Linked DNA regions of Homo sapiens: regions 1 and 2 are each linked to region 3. A link is a loop called in an ENCODE intact Hi-C map of the cell type or tissue named here. Cell type or tissue: mammary epithelial cell. All regions are shown on one strand. Region 1 holds the start of SMANTIS (SMARCA4 interacting SWI/SNF chromatin remodeling complex scaffold lncRNA). Region 2 holds the start of SNRNP27 (small nuclear ribonucleoprotein U4/U6.U5 subunit 27). Region 3 has its middle 17 kb from the start of ANXA4.

The links. Peaks named below come from ENCODE experiments on the same cell type or tissue, not always from the same donor. Only the 100,000 strongest peaks of a DNase experiment are listed, where the experiment ranks them.
Region 1: it touches region 3 in a loop (5-fold over the local background); 11 of 110 quality-filtered maps call a loop at or near these places.
Region 2: it touches region 3 in a loop (11-fold over the local background); 25 of 110 quality-filtered maps call a loop at or near these places.

What each region holds. Positions count from the first base shown.
Region 1 is chr2:69,796,930-69,800,929 of GRCh38, reverse strand. The region is part of intron 3 of ANXA4 (annexin A4); the gene reads right to left. SMANTIS (SMARCA4 interacting SWI/SNF chromatin remodeling complex scaffold lncRNA) reads left to right here and starts at 1,932. Exons shown (of 3, transcript NR_164155.1): 1 at 1,932-2,142. In mammary epithelial cell, no CTCF peak of the experiment used is centred here; DNase peaks (open chromatin) are centred at 1,629, 2,289 and 2,619; H3K27ac peaks cover 2,355 bases.
Region 2 is chr2:69,891,831-69,895,830 of GRCh38, reverse strand. SNRNP27 (small nuclear ribonucleoprotein U4/U6.U5 subunit 27) reads right to left here and starts at 1,875. Exons shown (of 6, transcript NM_006857.3): 1 at 1,813-1,875; 2 at 617-737. The coding sequence starts at 1,846. RefSeq lists enhancers at 380-1,314, 1,513-1,572, 1,315-2,250. In mammary epithelial cell, no CTCF peak of the experiment used is centred here; DNase peaks (open chromatin) are centred at 1,480 and 1,870; H3K4me3 peaks cover 1,538 bases; H3K27ac peaks cover 1,673 bases.
Region 3 is chr2:69,723,137-69,727,136 of GRCh38, reverse strand. It overlaps a transcript of ANXA4 not described here. Among named protein-coding and RNA genes, the nearest start is that of ANXA4, 17 kb to the left of the region's middle. RefSeq lists an enhancer at 2,379-2,428. In mammary epithelial cell, a CTCF peak has its summit at 2,306 (motif pointing left); a DNase peak (open chromatin) is centred at 2,276.

The DNA of each region.
Region 1 (4,000 bases), 74 kb before region 3:
TTTTCTGGAATCCCTCTCTGTAGCAGAGAGCTAGTCTCTTTCTTTTCCCTATTAAACTTCCACTCTTAACCTCACTCTTTGTGTGTCTACGTCCTTGATATCTGTGGCCGTGAGACAACAAACCATGGGTGTCACCCCAGACGAGGCCACTTCACTGCTGCAAGACACTTTTCTGTGGATTTACCATGACTCCCCTAGACCTCCGCACATGCCATTCCATTCACCTGAAACACCTTGTCCCTTAATTCTGTTTACAGAAACTCAATCATCTCCCAAGGTCCATTTTAACATCTACATCCTCCAAGAAGCTTTGCCCGATGCCCCCAAGTGAAATGTGATCTCTTCTCTTTGAACCCCAGTGGGATCTTATTTGTGCCCCTCCTGTCACTGTTATATTATGAATTAATCATAGTTATTTTTGTGCATGCCTTAGCTGTGCTAGTATTCATAGACTATTTGAACACAAGAACTAGGGATTATAATCCTTGTCTTCTCCAACAGTCTGCCTTGCATTGGCCCACACATAACAGGCACTGAAAAGGGGTTGGTTGTGCCAAATGTCTCCTCACCCTTTATGCTGATAATTCTGAATGTAACATGGGCTACATTTTGAATTATGGTGTCCTTGTAACCAAAGAATTAGGATAAACTGAAAAAAAAGGTGGGTCCTATGCCTTTCTCTTTTTATGAAAAAGGGAAAAGAAGAAGATACATAGATTCAGGACAATGTTCTCTTCAGAGATGGGCAGCAGCATAGAACAGTGGCTTGAACTCCAGCTCTGGAATCAGACTTGAGGCAGCTGATCATGCAAAGATGAAAGGAAAGTGTTCTAGGAATTATCTAGAATCCTGAATATACCACTTAATAGTTCTGAGACCGTGGGCAAGTCAGCCAGCCTCACTCACTATACTTTACCTTCTCAACAGTAAGACAAGCTTCTGTCAGGATTAAAACAGATAACCCATGGAAAGCATCTATCTCTATGTCTGACACATAGTAGAGCTTAATAAACATTTTCTATTATTGCTACGGTTGTTGTTACTGTTAGCAACATTGAGGCTGAGTAAAATGAATTCTTTTTGGATAGAAAGATGGTCTCATGGTCAAGTGTTTTTACCCAAATCTCAAGGAGATTCTAAATAGCAGCTAAGAACCAGGGGATACTTCTCTGGCCAAAAGTCTACTGAGACAAGGTCTTGGGGGCAGAGGCTAGGCCAGGTAGTTTGTGGTGCACATAGAATCACTGTACCTACCCAGCATGAAGGTGTTGGCCCCCAAGGAGCTAACTGGAGGGTAGCATGCTGGAAGACACTACCAGTGTTATAGGAGGCAAAAAGAAATTATTTAGGTAGACATTTAGGGTAAAGTGAGTCCCCAGCAGAAAACTTTCCTTTTAACAAAAAGCAGCTCAAAAATAGCTCCCTTTCTAACCACACACAGTTAAAAAAAATCACTTCTCTTCTAACAACAAGTAACCTGAAAGTTCAGGCTGTAAAATACAGATAAGACAGCTCAAGCACAGAAGAAGGGGTGGAAGTCTCCTGGGTAATTGCCAAACTTCACACTTATACAATGGGCCCCAGTAAAACAGTGGGTCTTAATAAGCACATTCCTTTCCCTTTAGGTGCACTAAGATAGAGAAACTAAAAGCAGACTCATGGGGCGGATGCCTGCAGCTGCAAGAAGATGTATGGGAACAGACACAGAAACTCTCCCTCCCAGATAAGCAAGACAAAGAAACACAGACTAAGAGTCAGCCTATGTGGTCAGGGAATGGGATAAAAGCTGATAAAAAAAATTCTGCTCTATATAGATAGCACACTTGGTCGCAGCTAAACCATCAGGCCCTAAGAGGATAAGACATCCCCTCCTCATGAGGCCCCTCCTCCCTAGACCATTTATAAAAACCCTGACATTTTTACTACTGCTTAGCAACCTGCTCGGGACCCCTCTCTGTGACTGTGAGCTGTTCTGTTCTTTTGCCTATTAAACTCCTGCTCCAAACTCACTCGATGTGTGTGTGCATGTCCTTGACCTCAATATCTGGTCGTGTGACCAAGAACCTCAGTATTCACCCCAGACAACAAGGCTGCTTCATTTTGAGGGCTCGTCTGGGATTTGAAGGTGACTTCATCAGAATGGTGAGTAAAGGAGCGGACTCTACTTTCACTTCCGAGGCTTCTTGTCCTCCGTTTTTATTCTCTCAAATAACTATCAAAAACACCGGGCATCTGACAGCTGATTAAGGAGCCACAAGGGCTGGCCACCAGTCTTGAAGACTCAGATGTGAGGCTTGCTGGGGAGGACCTGCCCTCAGGGTGCCGGGAATGTTGGCTGTGTCCAAACTAGTTTCTTTTCACAGAAAGCCTGGTTGTTGTATGGGGCTGGAATAGGTCCTGGAGCAACTGAGAATTTCTGGCCAGGGCCACACCCTGGTGTTATTCAAAAGGCTCCTGGACTGACCCCAGCCTCTGATTGCCTGACTGGGTGTCAGCCATAGGATCTCCAAGTTTTCCTATTGCAAATCTTATTTTCCTCCTTTCCTTTCTGCAGTCACCATGTCTCCCATCTCCTCTCTGTATGCAATGCTGCAGGAATTTTTATAGCCCAGGAAATAATTCAATTAGGCAGGTTTAGCAACCACCGTAGTAACCAGGAATGCAGGTTAAGGGATTGCTGTTTTTCTGACTTTTTACAGACAGGGGAATTCCATGATCCAGATCTCAAAGACTATTTAACTCCTAATGATAATACTTCCTGGGGTTGGGTGGGAGGTTATTTTCCCCCCAGTAAATGCCCCTCTGTCCACTTAGGCTGTTTCTTTTCCCATGTGAGGAACCAGCACTGTCCAGTCGGACCGGATAGCCCCTCTATGAGGCAAACTAACTTTCTCCTGTTAGGAGGTATGCTGTGGGGACAGCATGCCACAGGTCAGACTTCTCTCTCCATCCTTTGTTTAAAGAGCATATGGAGGCAAAGTTACTGCCTGGTATTCCACTAGCACCACCTAGTAAAATGGGAATCCTCTCCATGAGGAATCTTGTCTGCCCTTTGCTAAAAGTCTCTGGCTTTTCAGTTCTCCTCCCTTTTACATCCCTCTAATAGAGACCAAACCTTATGCCCCCTCTGCAAGTGGGAGAACTCTGCTTTCAGCAGCAAGGAGGAACATGTCCTCCAAAACCAAATTTTAGTCTCAGTACTCTCTCTGTTAGCAGGAAGGCCACCATTTGACCCTTACGTTCTCTGAAGACACCCATTCTGCCTACAACTAGAATGGCATCTAAATAGAAAGGGGATTTTATGTCTGGAAGTTAACCGGAACCACCACCTAAGAATAAATCCTCTAGTCCAGTCCATAATAGCAGAGTATAAAGCTCATTCCAGTACACTCCCTCTATTAAGGGGCCTTGCTTAAATGCAAGTGTTACATTATCTCTCCGGAGATCCATTTATCAAGAAGCCACACAGGTCACACAGGTCTAGGAGGTCAGAGAGTAATTACCCAATTATTAGGCAGAGGACTGAGGTCATATGGGTAAACATGACTAGCCCATTGATTAGGTCCTCTGGTATTACGCTTGGGGGTCACACCTGCAACCATGGGGCTGCAACTATGGTGCTGGGACCCGGGGACCAAGGAGGGAGAACAGCCAGGAGGACTCTCCTACTGTGTCCCCTCCTCCCTGAGTCACATTGAAAAGAACCAGGAGACCGAGGAAACCTCTATTCTTGTCTCTTTTGCAGATGGGTAACAAGCCATCTTCAGCCGGCACTCCTCTGGAGTGCATTCTGAAGCACTGGGAGTCCTTTGACCCTAAAACTTTGAAGAAAAAGCAGCTCATTTTCTTTTGCAGAAGGGCATGGCCTTCTTACTGTCTCAGGGATGAACAGACATGGCCAGCTGAAGGGAACCTTGATTTTAATCTTATCCATCAATTAGATCTTTTCTGTAGACAGGAGAGCAAATGGTCCAAGGTCCCCTATGCACAGGCTTTCTTT
Region 2 (4,000 bases), 170 kb before region 3:
CCCAGCACTTTGGGAGGCCGAGGTGGGTGGATCACGAGGTCAGGAGATCAAGACCATCCTGGCTAACACGTTGAAACCCCGTCTCTACTAAAAATACAAAAAAAATTAGCTGGGTGTGGTGGCATGTGCCTGTAGTCCCAGCTACTTGGGAGGCTCAGCAGCAGAATTGCTTGAACCAGGGGAGGCAGAGATTGCAGGGGAGGCGGAGGTTGCAGTGAGCAGATTGCGCCGCTGCACTCCAGCCTGGGTGACAGAGCGAGACTCCGTCTCAAAAAAGAGGAAAAGAAAGGAAAAGGAAAAGAAAAGGAAAGGAAAGGAACGGAAGAAAGAAACAAAAATATAAAATACTTATTTCTTTTTCTTGCCAAGCACCATGCTCTGGGGTTTGCATGCATTATTTCTTACTTACTCTTTCAAGACAACTTTGTGATGTAGAGTACTATTAGCACCATTTAACCAAGGTGAATGTTAGCTTTAGAATAAGGTTGGATTAAGTTTCCTCCATTTCAGGAAACCGTAAATCCCCTTATAAGCGATGAAAACAAAGTTAAGAGCTGCGACCAGTTTCTTAGGGACTTTCGGTAAATAAAACTCTTGGCTTATTTTCTGCCCTTACCGGGAGCGTCTTCGGTGCGGGGATCGCGAGCGGCTCCTTCTCCGATCTCTCTCCCGAGACCTGGACCTTTCTCGGCGCCTGCGTTCTCTCTCCCGGGATGTGGACCGGGAACGCCTACGTTCTAATGCAAACGCACACAAATTGCAGAACTGATAATTACCTCAAATATCTAGAGCTGCGCCGTCCAGTAGAAAAATAATGCAAACCATTACTAGTCACATTAAAAAGGTAAAAAGAGGCTGGGAGCGGTGGCTCACGCCTGTAATCCCAGCACTTTGTGAGGCTGGCGGGCGGATCACAAGGTCAGGAGTTCGAGACCAGCCTGGCCAACGCGGCGAAACCCCGTCTCTAATAAAAATACAAAAATTAGCCAGGCGTGGTGGCACGGACGGGTAATCCCAGCTACTCGGAAGGCTGAGGCATGAGAATCGCTTGAACCCAGGAGGTGGAGGTTGCAGTGAGCTGAGATCGGCCACTGCACTCCAGCCTGGGCGGGCGACAGAGCGAGACTCTGTCTCATTAAAAATAAATAAATTGATTTAAAAAAAAAACGAATCAGGGGCAGAACCGAGGGTCTAAGTTAGATCTCCTAATGGAAGTCCAGGGTTCTTTACGTCGCGCTGCCTCATTTATGGGGCTGGTAGCCAGAAAACATTACGAAGTGAGCTCCCAGGACTCAAAATTCTTAATATCGATTTCCCTGTAATGACCTGGGCAGGAATCTAACATTTATTAAGTATTTAAGAACCAGGCAGAATCACATACTGTATGTTATGGGATGTGACATTAATTCTCACATCAGTTTTTAAAAGTTGGCAATACTACCCTCAATGACTCATTCTGGGAATTCGATTCAGAAAGGCTGAGTAGTGACTTGCCCACCGTCGCCCAGAAATTCAGCAAAGGAACTGAGGTCTAATTCTAAACCCACCGGCCACAGTGTAATAAAAGTTATTGTATGAAGGTGACAAAGACTTAATGAAACTAATTCAGAGACAAACAACTGCCTTCAAACCGGAGAGGGCGGGCTGAAGAGGGCAGGGCCCAGGTCTACGTTCCTTTATCCACCCCTCGCTCTCCGCCTGGGAAAAGGGCCCGCCTCTCTGCTACGCGGCTACCAAAAACAAAACAAAATAAAACAAAAGGGACAGGCCTCCAACAGAGCCCCATATCCTCCGAATTGCTACAGGACTCACCCCTCCGTGGAGAGCGGCTGCGACTGCGACCCATTTGGAGTCCCGCTTCCCGGAAACAACTGTGCAACAACTTCCGGGAGGGCCGGGAACCGAGCTTTTACCGCCGACCAGAAAACGTCAAAACGAGTTGCGAGGGTTCCGGTCTTCTTTGTTCACGGTGGGCATTAAAACATGCGATTTGGTGTTATTATAGAAATTCCTGGAAAATTCAGCCGTATACCCATTATCCTAACACAGCTTTCATTTTTCCCCCATTTTTGTCCACATGCACAAAATAGAGCAAACCAATTGTAAACATAGCATAGACAAACAGCTTATGTTCTTCCACTTTTCCACATAACATTCATAAGGAGTGAATATACCAAAGTTCACTGTCCATCTGCTTTATATTTTCTCATGCCAGCATTGAGAAGGCACCCAAAACCTCCTATGGGCTCTTGGAAGGAAAACTAAAGGCCCCAGATTCCATCCTACCCGACAAAGTACTTCCCCAAAGTTGCCTCTGTCCTCAGGGAAAACAACAACAACAACAACAAAAACTTTAGAATGTTCAAAACTACAAAAATTAGGAGAAAGACTGTCTTGCCCCAAGGCTGAACCGTCTGTGGTAGAGCATAAATATGCTTACCAGGAAAGACTCAAACCTCTATTTCTTATTTTATTTTATTTTGTTCCAGGGTACATTTGCAGGATGTGCAGTTTTGTTACATAGGTAAATGTGTGCCATGGTGGTTCGCTACACCTATCAACCCATTAAGCCTTGCATCTATTAAGCTATTCTTCCCAATGCTCTCCCTCTCCCCAGCTCCTCCCCCTACAGGCCCCAGTGTGTGTTGTTCCTCTCCCTGTGCCCATGTGTTCTCATTGTTCAGCTCCTACTTATAAGTGAGAACATGCAATGTTTGGTTTTCTGTTTCTGTGTTAGTTTGCTGAAGATAATGGCTTCTAGTTCCATCCATGTCCCTGCAAAGGACATTATCTCGTTCCTTTTTATGGCTGTGTAGTATTCCATGGTGTATACGTACCACATTTTTTTAATCCAGTCTATCATTGATGGGCATTTGGGTTGATTCTATGTCTTCGCTATTGTGAATAGTACTGCAGTGAACATATGCGTGCAAGTATCTTCGTAATAAAATTATTTATATTCCTTTGGGTATATACCCAGTAATGGGATTGCTGGGTCAAATGGTATTTCTGGTTTTAGGTCTTTGAGGAAACACCACATTGTCTTCCACAATGGTTGAGCTAATTTACATTCCCACCAACAGTGTAAAAGTGTTGAACCTCTGTTTCTAATCAAACCAACTCTTTTCAGTCAGCTCTCTCTAGAATTATCAAGTCTAGTGACCTGGCTTTTAAAATACAAAGAGCTGGGGGATGGAAAGGGACTTTATTAGGTTGGAAAAAATGCCCACCAATCACATAAATTTTTAATTAGATTTATACATTCAGAGTGGCCTGTTTAATACCTGTCCCAACCCAAACTTCCAGGAAAGATCCAGCCATGACATCTAGGATTTCTACCAACAGCCCCAACCCCCAGATGCCTTTGGAATTACCCTGGCAAAGCATGCACTAGGTGTAGAATGGGGAGGTTCAAGGGAGGTGCAGACCCCAGGGAAGAAGATTTAGGGACATCATTGGAGAAACACACCACTAATGATAGCCAGGCGTGGTGACGCATGCTTGTAATCCCAGCTACTTGGGAGGCTGAGGCAGGAGAATTGCTTGAACCTGGGAGGTTGAGGTTGCAGTGAGCTGAGACTGCGCCACTGCACTCCAGCCTGGGCGACAGAGTGGGACTCCGTCTCAAACAAAAAAAAAAAAAAAGAAAGAAGAAGCACACCACTAATGATTGAAGAAATTATCCACAGGAAAGACAGGATTTATGGGAAGCCTAAGGGGGTATGTACTAGATGTGTAAGAGAGGAAGAACATGGTGGCCTCAGGTGGTGGCTGAAAATACTCTTTCTTTCTCTTTCTCTTTCTCCTTCTCCCCTCAGGGCTGGGGTCTCATCTGATGAAAATGCTTTTTAAGAAACCCCTCACCCGGCGCGGTGGCTCACGCCTGTAATCCCAGCACTTTGGGAGGCCGAGGCGGGCGGATCACGAGGTCAGGAGATCGAGACTACAGTGAAACACCGTCTCTACTAAAAATACAAAAAATTAGCCGGAGGTGGTGGCG
Region 3 (4,000 bases):
TTTTGGAGGCCAAGGTGGGAGGATTGCTTGAGCCCAGGAGTTCAAGGCCAGCCTGGGCAACATAGGGAGAGCCAGTGTCTAAAAAAATTAGCTGTGCGTGGTGGTGCACACCTGTAGTCCCAGCTACTCGGGAGGCTGAGGTGGGAGGATCACTTGAGCCCAGAAGTTCTAGGCTGCAGTGAGCCAGGATCATGCCACTGCACTCCAGCCTGGGCGACAGAACAAGACCCTGTATATATATATATTTGCTTGTGTGTGTGTGAAATGAATAGACCGTGGCATAGTCACATAATGGAATACAATACAGCAAGAGAAATATCAAACTACAAGTACACACAACAACGTGGATGTTAATATTGTGTGATGAAAGCCAGGCACACAACAGTACTTCTTATTTTATGTTATTGATAGAAAATTCAAAAGCAAGTGCAATTCATCTATGGTTTTAAAAGTCAGGATAATGGTTACCCTTGGGGTGACTAGAAGGGTTTCTGGGGTTCTGATAATATTCTGTTTCTTGATCTAAGCACTGATTACATGGTTGTGTTCACTTTTGGCAAATTCATTGAGCTGTGTGTTTCTCTGTATGTATGTTATGCTTCCATTAAAAGTTTATATTAAAGAAGTCAATCTTTTAGGCGAAATCATCGCATTTTTCTAGCATAGTAATAAAGACACAGCTAGTGTAAGCTGACAAATGAGTTAAACTCCTGAGCTGAAGAATGCTTGGATTGGCCCTGTATTAGTCTGTTTTCACATGCTATAAAGAACACCCAAGACTGGGTAATTTATAAAGAAAAGAGGTTTAATTGACTCACAGTTCTGAATGGCTGGGGAGGCCTCAGGAAACTTACAATTATGGCAGAAGGTAAAATGGAAGCAAGGCGTCTTACGTGTTGGCAGGAGAGAGTGAGGGGGGAAGTGCCACTTTTAAACTATCAGATCTCATGAACTCACCCACTATCATGAGAACATCACGGGGGAAACCGCCCCCATAATCCAATTACCTCGAGGTCCCTCCCTCGACACCTGGGGATTACAATTCGAGATGAGATTTGGGTGGGGACACCCAAGAGCACCCAGAGCAAAACCATATCAGGCTCTTCAGGAAAAATTATTTTCAAAATACACAATTGATCTCACTGAATAGCTCTGATAATTTTCTCAGCTGCATCCTGACAACTGCATAGTGAAAAAAAAGTCACAAGAACCAAATCATGAAGTGATGACTAAACATATTTTACAGAATTTTGTGCATTTATATATGTGAAAGAAAAACTAATAAAATGTCAGGTAAAATGAGGTGGCTCTTAAAATGCCATTGTTTTCCTTAAAAATAAATGATTACTTGATTTTTCTAGGAAAATACAAAACAGAGGCTGTGAGTGATCAAGAGTCTCATTTAGCCTCTTACAGTGCACATTAGCCTGAAGGCCACACACTCCCTTCACCCACTGTTTGCTCTTCTCTGAGCCTTGAGCCTCTTCAGCTCATGGGAATTGACTTTGAAGGTGGACAAGACGATGTACCAGCGTGATGGAAGTGTTCTGTGTCCTAATGGGGGCGGTGGCTACACTGGTGTATACATTTATTAAACTCACTGAACCGTACACTTAAGGCACACTTTTAAATACATTTAAAGGCACACATTTGAAGTGTATGGTATATTTATTTGGGGCAGCATTCATATATTTAAATAAATATACAATAAATAAATATATAAATAATAAATATACCATGTATTTATATATAAATAAATAATAAATTTATATATTTATAGATTTAAGTATATGGTATATTTATTTGGGGCATCATTTATATACATTTAAATATATAAATGATGCCTCAAATAAAAAGATGCCGAAATGATTAATGCTAAAATGATAGATGTTAATATATATGTTAATATGTTATATCTCTGTAAATAGCTATATGTCACCTTGAGTCAGAATTTATTAAACTGACATCCATTATGTTATCAGTAAGCCCTCCTGGCATTTCTCAGGTGGATGTCAGGAAGCTGAGCTCCCTGTGGCTTGACCTGCGTCTCCTGGGTTTAAACATCGGCTGACTGCAGGAGTCAGAGGGAGAAGAAAAGGAGACAGGCTGTGCATGAACTTGACGAGTGCCATGAAACAATTATTCCACTCAATAAAATTTCTTGACAGGATGAGCAGGTATTTTCAAATCGCATAATAATGAAGCTGGGATCAGCTAAACGTTCCACACGGACAGCGGCTGCAACCCAGCTTCCTCTCAAATTCCATCCTCAGGAAAGTGTTTCCAGTACTTAGGCGAGGACGCCATCTAGTGGCAGAAGAAGCAACCACAGGGCGAGAGCAGCGTGGCCGAATGAGTTCATCTTTCTTGCCCCAGCTTATCTTTCTTTCTTGCCCCAGCTTATCTTTCTTTCTTGCCCCAGCTTATCTTTCTTTCTTTGCCTTTTTACAGAACTAAGGTCTCTTGGCAGAAGGTAATTCTCCACTAGTGGACTGCCGGTGGTGGGTTAGTCACTCACCAAAGGGCTTGAAAGGATCTTCTGAAAAGATGCTTTGACACTGAAGAGAATTGAGGGGGCTCTTTTGAAGGGACAGAGTCAGACACTAAATCTCCCCTAGCCAGGACAGTAATGGTGACAGCTGGGGACACAAGGCTGCAATTAGCCCATACCTGCCTGACGTATTTGTACTAATTAGAAAAAGTCTTCTTTTATATGGGGGGATGAAGCCCCAGGGTGCACGACTTGGTAAATGGAATACTGGCTGTTTTTCAGCGGCCCTCCCTGCTTCTGCCAGGAACTCTTGTACAGTAGACAACCTGCACGACCATGTGCTGCAGCCCTTAGGCAGCAATAGTACCTTCTCCTGGCACCTCATTTGCCCACAGCAAACACCAGTTTCTAGGAGATGGGGCACAAGATGGGTACACCCACCCTCAAATGTATCCTTAAGGTATTTGGATAGCCATTGTTGCATGTGGATTTCCATTTCTTTTCTTTTTCTTTTTTTCTTTTTTTGAGATGGAGTTTCACTCTTGTTGCCCGGGCTGTAGTGCAATGGCGCGATCTTGGCTTACCGCAACCTCCGCCTCCCGGGTTCAAGTGATTCTCCAGCCTCAGCCCACCGAGGAGCTGGGATTACAGGCGTGCGCCACCGCGCCCGGCCCCATTTCAACAGTTCAGAAGTTTTTAGCTTTCGGGCCTAGGTTTTGAAAGCCTCTTGCAGCTGAAATGGAGAAAGGGTAGGAGCTTCTCATGTAGTGTCTTTAGGAAAATAGCATCACAGGCTGGGTGCAGTGGGTGGTGCATGCCTGTAATCCCAGCACTTTAGGAGACCAACGTGGGAGGATGACTTGAGCCCAGGAGTTTGAGATCAGCCTGGGGAATATAGCAAGACCCTGTCTCTATTAGAAGAAAGAAAACAAAATAAAATAGCATCACACAGCTATGTCATAAAAGACTGTAGTGTGGGATTGGACATCCAAAGTTATAGATAAACGGCATAAGAAATTTTATGTCATAAAATTTGTGGATAGACAAAAGACACACTGCAGAACTAAAGGAAAATGTTTATTCACTTAGCTAACATTTCCTAAGTACCCTGGTTGGAGACATTGGACTAGGAAGAGGGAACAATGGTGACTAGAACAAGAGTCTCTCTGCTTGGCAGACTCCATGGTCATCACCACATCCTTGCCCTAGAAAATGCCTGCTCTCCTCCCCTAGTCCACACTGCAAAAAGCTTGTCTTTTTTTTGAAGCCTTCTGGAGTTCAGGAGTTTCTTCATATCACTTTGGAGGCATCTTTTAGCACATCTTATTATAATTACTACATATTTATTTAGTAGCTTTTACCTCCCCCTGAATCAGCTTATTGTTTCTTTGTTTTCTATTTCATTGGTGTTTGCTCTTATCTTTATTATTTCCTTCATTATACTTTTTTTTTTTTTTGAGACAGTCTTGCTCTGTCGCCGAGGCTGGAGTACAGTGGCATGATCTCGGC